Linked DNA regions of Homo sapiens: region 1 is linked to region 2. A link is an interaction called in ENCODE POLR2A ChIA-PET data of the cell type or tissue named here. Cell type or tissue: IMR-90. All regions are shown on one strand. Links, peaks and the distances in the headings refer to the core of each region. The heading gives the core; the rest is flanking DNA.

Evidence for each region. Peaks named below come from ENCODE experiments on the same cell type or tissue, not always from the same donor. Only the 100,000 strongest peaks of a DNase experiment are listed, where the experiment ranks them.
Region 1: POLR2A ChIA-PET joins it to region 2 with 11 read pairs; 2 of 35 experiments call an interaction of 5 or more read pairs at or near these places.

Annotation. Positions count from the first base shown.
Region 1 is chr5:32,149,468-32,152,388 of GRCh38, reverse strand. The region is part of intron 1 of GOLPH3 (golgi phosphoprotein 3); the gene reads left to right. Among named protein-coding and RNA genes, the nearest start is that of GOLPH3, 23 kb to the left of the region's middle. In IMR-90, for the core only: no CTCF peak of the experiment used is centred there; no DNase peak of the experiment used is centred there; H3K27ac peaks cover 264 bases.
Region 2 is chr5:32,343,427-32,346,347 of GRCh38, reverse strand. No RefSeq gene overlaps it. Among named protein-coding and RNA genes, the nearest start is that of MTMR12, 32 kb to the right of the region's middle. In IMR-90, for the core only: no CTCF peak of the experiment used is centred there; no DNase peak of the experiment used is centred there.

The DNA.
Region 1 (2,921 bases), core at 287-2,786, 190 kb after region 2:
CTTTGGGAGGCTGAGGTGGGCGGATCACGCGGTCAGGAGTTCGAGACCAGCTTGGCCAACGTAGTGAAACCCCATCTGTACTAAAAATAGAATAATTAGCCGGGCATGGTGGCGCACGCCTGTAGTCCCAGCTACTTGGGAGGCTGAGGCAGGAGAATTACTTGAACCTGGGAGGTGGAGGTTGCAATGAGCTGAGATTGTGCCACTGCACTCCAGCCTGGGCAACAGAGTGAGACTCTGTCTCAAAAAGAAAAAAAAAAAGGTAAAATATGCATAACATCAAGTGTACCATTTAAAACATTTTTAAGTGGTACAGTTTAGTGGCATTAAGTAGATTCACACTGTGCCGTCATCACCACTATCCCTCTCCAGAACTTCTCCATCATTTCATACCGAAACTCTATCCATTAAACAATAGCTACTATTTCCTTCTCTCCACAGTCCCTGGGAACCACTGTCTCTATGAATTTGACTATTCTAGGTACCCCATATATGTGGAACCATAGAGTATTTTGTCTTTTCATGACTGGCTAATTTCACTTAGCATAATGTCTTCAGAGTTCATCCATGTTTTGTAGCTATGTATCAGAATTTTACATAGATCTGTGTATCAGAATTTTAATTTTTAAGACTGAATACTGTTTTCTTGTATGCATATACTATATTTATCCAAATTCATGGTTTGTATATACATGTTTTGCCTTTTTTTGAATTAGGTGGGTTTCTTTTTGCTGTTAAGGTCTCATGTATTTTAAATGTATATTTTTATTATGAATGACAAAGCATCTTTTGGTATGTTTTAGCAGTTTCCATTTCTTCTGTGAACTTCATCATCTGTTACCTTTTAAAAAATTGAATATTTCAAAATATATATTTTTTTGAGACAGGATCTTGCTTTGTCACCCGGTTAGAGTGCGTAAGTGCAATTATAGCTCATTGCAGCCTCAACCTCCCAGGCTCAAGTCCTCCCGAGTAGCTAGGTCTACAGGCATGTGCTATCGCACCCAGCTAATTTTAAAACATTTTTTGTAGAGACAGCTCTCGCTGTGTTACCAGGCTGGTCTGAAACTCCTGGCCTAGGTGATCCCCCTGCCTTTGCCTCCCAAAGTGCTGGGATTACGGGTGTAAGCCACTGTGCCTGGCCTCAAAATATTAAAAAAAAAAAAAAAAGCAACTTTATTTTTAGGAACTAATTGTATACTAGAGATTTATCTGTGATATAAGTGACTTTGCTATGATTTTTACCCTGCAAACTTTACCAAAAAAATGGGTAGTCTCTTTTATTGCTCCTAGATTTTGAGAATAGCTGGGAAGTTTTTTCTTTCACTCCCAGATTATAAAGGTTTTCACTCTTATTTTGTCTTCTAGTACTTACGTTATTTCACTTTACATTTCAGCCTCTGATCCATCTGGAATTTATATTGATGTATAATAAGGAATTGATCCAATTATGTTTTTCCTAATGACTATCTGGTTGTCCCAACACGTTTGTTTAAAATGTTCATCTTTCCATGTTACATTGATTTGTGATGACATTTTTATCGTGTACAGATTGAGAATCCCAATTTCGAAAATCTGAAATTGTAAATGCTCTAGTATCTAAAACTTTTTCAGCACCAGCGTGAGAATCAAAGAAAATGCTCATTGGAGCATTTTGGATTTCAGATTTTCGGATTTGGGTATAATGCAAATATTCCAAAATGTGAAAAAAAATCTTAACTCCATAACATTTCCAGTCACAAGCATTTTGGATAAGGGATACTCAATCTGTATTTGATTTCAGTATGTTCTTGGGTTTGTTTCTGGAATTTATTCTGTTGGTCTGTCTATTCATGTGCCAGTGTGACATCATTTTAATTTTAGAGACTTTTAAATCTATTTTAGTATCTAGTAGGACAGCTTTCATTTCTGTTCCCTACATATGTTGCTATCTCCCCAAGTTTTCCTGGCTATTTTTTTTTTTTTTCTTTAGGAACTTTTATTTGTAACTTGTATAGCTCCAGGGAAAATCTGTTGCTATTTTTATTGGGATATTACATTTATTAACTTAGGAAGAACTAATAATAATGCTGAGACTTTGTATATAAGAATGAAATATCTTTCTATTATTCAAGTCTATTTTTAAGTCTTTCAAGAGACTTTAAACTTTTCATATAGGTTTTGCCATGGTATTTTTTGTTCTTTTTGTTGCTGTTGTAAAGGTCTTTTCAATTATATTTTAACTTTTTAGTATTTTAACATGTGTATTTTGTTTGTATATGACAACTGGTGTTTAATTTTATATAATCTGGCTACTTTACTAAACTCCTATCTATAGTAATTTTTCCATTTACTCTTATGAGTTTTTCTAAATATCCAACAATATCACCAGCAAATGCAGTTTTACTACTTTTTTTTTTTTTCTTGAGACAGTTTCACTCTTTTGCCCAGGCTGAAGTGCAGTGGCTCACTGCAGCCTCTGCCTCCCAGGATCTAGCGATTCTCCTGCCTCAGCCTCCCGAGTAGCTGCTATTACAGGCATGAGCCACCACACCTGGCTAATTTTTGTATTTTTAGTAGAGATGGGGTTTTGCCGCCTTGGCCAGGCTGGTCTTGAACTCGTGACCTCAGGTGATCTGCCCGCCTCGGCCTCTTAAAGTGCTGAGATTACAGGCGTGAGCCACAGTGCCCAGCCTTACTACTTCTTTAACAGTTCTTATATCTGTAGATACCTTTTCTTGTCTAGTCTTTTTAATCTGCTTTTACCTGAAGTCACCTTCATTCTCTTGATTAGTTATTTTTGTCAAGAACTTTTTGATTCTTAATTTTTGACATAATCAAAATTTCATGTAAGATTTCAGAAGTGACTTTATAGAATGTTTTTTTGTAACAGCTCTGAGATATGATTCATATGCCATATAATTGTCATTTGAAGTGTACAA
Region 2 (2,921 bases), core at 233-2,732:
GCTACTCAGGAGGCTGAGACAGGAGAATCTCTTGAACCCGGGAGGCAGAGGTTGCGGTGAGCCAAGATCACGCCATTGTACTCCAGCCTGGGCAACAAGAGTGAAACTCTGTCTCAAAAAACAAACAAACAAAAAACAAAAAACAAAAAAAAACATTAATTTTTCACAAACCTTCAGATTTATCCTAACTTGAAACAATCATTTAACCCTTTAAGCAAAAAAAAAAACCCCACATTCCCATGCCTTCTTAAAATATTTTACTTGGGGTGGGTGCAGTGGCTCATGCCTATAATCCCAGCACTTTGGGAGGCTGAAGCAGGCAGATCATGAGGTCAGGAGATCAAGACCATCCTGGCTAACACGGTGAAACCCCATCTCTACTAAAAATACAAAAAATTAGCCAGGCGTGGTGGCAGGCACCTGTAGTCCCAGCTACTCGGGAGGCTGAGGCAGGAGAATGGCGTGAACCCGGGAGGCGGAGCTTGCAGTGAGCAGAGATCACGCCACTGCACTCCAGCCTGGGCCTGGCTGACACAGCGAGACTCAGTCTCAAAAAATATATATATAGATAGATATAGATAGATAGATGATAGATAGATGATAGATAGATAGATGATAGATAGATAGATAGATAGATAGATAGATAGATAGATATAGATAGATATTTTACCAAAAACACATTTCACTTTTCTTACACACCTTGCATGTAAAACTGTTTTTACTTCCCAAAAATTACTTAAGTCACATGAACTAAAAGACATTGCACCTTTTACTTTTCTGACGAAATATTTGAATTAAGCTCTTCTTATTTTATAAGCCAATTAATCAGCTCTTTCATATATAAACATCACACACAGCACATATAAATAGGTAGAGAGAAGAAGATCCAGTAGTTGTAAGATTTTTCATTTGCCAGTTTCTTTTTTTTTTGAGACGGAGTCTCACTTTGTCACCAGGCTGGAGTGCAATGGCACGATCTTGGCTTACTGCAACTTCCACCTCCCAGGTTCAAGCGATTCTCCTGTCTCAGCCTCTTGAGTAGCTGGGATTACAGGCAAGTGCCAACACGCCCAGCTAATTCTTGTATTTTTAGTAGAGACGGGTTTCACCATGTTGGCCAGGATGGTCTTGATCTTTTGACCTCATGATCTGCCCGCCTTGGCCACCCAAAGAGCTGGGATTACAGGTGTGAGCCACTGAGCTTGACTTTTTTTTTTTTTTTTTTTTTTTCGAGACAGAGTCTTGCTCTGTCCCTAGGCTGGAGTGCAGTGGCACCATCTCAGCTCACTGCAACCTCCACCTCCCAACTTCAAGCGATTCTCACGCCTCAATCTCCTGAGCAGCCGGAATTACAGGCGCTTGCCACCACGCCCAGCTAAATTTTTTTGTTTTTTTTTTTGAGACAGAGTCCTGCTCTGTCTCCAGGCTGGAAAGCAGTAGTGCGATCTCAGCTCACTGCAACCTCCACCTCCCAGGTTCAAGCAATTCTCCTGCCTTAGCCTCCCAAGTAGCTGGGACTACAGGCATGCGCCACTACGCCCAGCTAATTTTTGTATTTTTAGTAGAGATGGGGTTTCACCATGTTGGCCAGGCTGGTCTCAATCTCCTGACCTCGTGACCTGCCCCCGCCTCAGCCTCCCAAAGTGCTAGGATTATAGGCATGAGCCACCAGGCCCAGCCAATTTTCTGTATTTTTAGTAGAGACAAGGTTTCACCACGTTGGCCAGGCTGGTCTCAAACTCCTGGCCTTAAATGATCCACCTGCCTTGGCCTCCCAAAGTGCTAGAATTACAGGTATAAGCCACCTCACCCAGCCTCATTTGCCAGTTTCTTAATTGGATTATGGGCTTCAGGGTAGAGCCCTTGGAGGGAAAGGCCAGGAAAGCATACAGTTTCTATGACAGGCACAGCTGGAAGACAAAAACAGACCCCCAAAATGAAGGGTCCCATTTTTATACTGAATCCTGGATCCCCAAAAGAGAAACGCAACAGAACAAGACAATGCAAAGATTTTACCGTGCATTTCTTTGAGTCTCACTCTGTCGCCCAGGCTGGAGTGCAGTGGCACAACTTCGGCTCACTGCAACCTCCACCTCCCAGGTTCAAGCAATTCTCATGCCTTAGTAACTGAGATTACAGGAACGCACTACCATGCCTGGCTAATTTTTGTATTTTTAGTAGAGATGGCGTTTTACCATGTTGGCCAGGCTGGTCTCCAGCTCTTGACCTCAAGCAATCTGCCTGCCTTGGCTTCCCAAAGTGCTATAATTAACAGGCGTGAGCCACCATGCCTGGCAACTTACATTTCATTGCAAAACAATCTGAAGCCAGTTAGCCCATTCCCCATGGGAGTCTTATCTCTCAGTGTTGGGGTTGGGATATTGCCCTACCTTCCAGGTGGCCAACAGCATGCTTCTCTAATCCAAACGTACAAAGAGCTGAGTATCCTCCCATAACTGCCATTAGCCATCCCCAAAGTATATTTCCTACCTAGCTATTACATATCAAAGCACTCTCATAATGTAAAATAATTTCTGATACCCCCCAAAATAAAAAACGACAGATAATGCAAAGCAAAACAGAACAGAGCCTTAGATTTTGAGAAGGATCTATTCACTTCTAATTCCCGGGATTTCATGAGGAAAACAGATGTTTTTCTCAAAACAGGGTCTGTAGCACCTCCTCTGTTTTTCCCAAGGAGTCCCAGACTGTTACAGCTTGAATAAGCTGACTTTTATCCATAGAGCTCTTAAAAAAAAAAAGTCCTCTTAAATCTCTTATTGCCTGACTTTAGCCAGGCTACACTGCCAATATTTCTGGCTTTTGAATTTTACCAAAAGTAACCTCACAGGTTACAGCATTGGGCAGTTGCCATTGCTCTTCCCAGAAGGGGCTTAGAGCAGCCAATTTTGAGCTTGCAA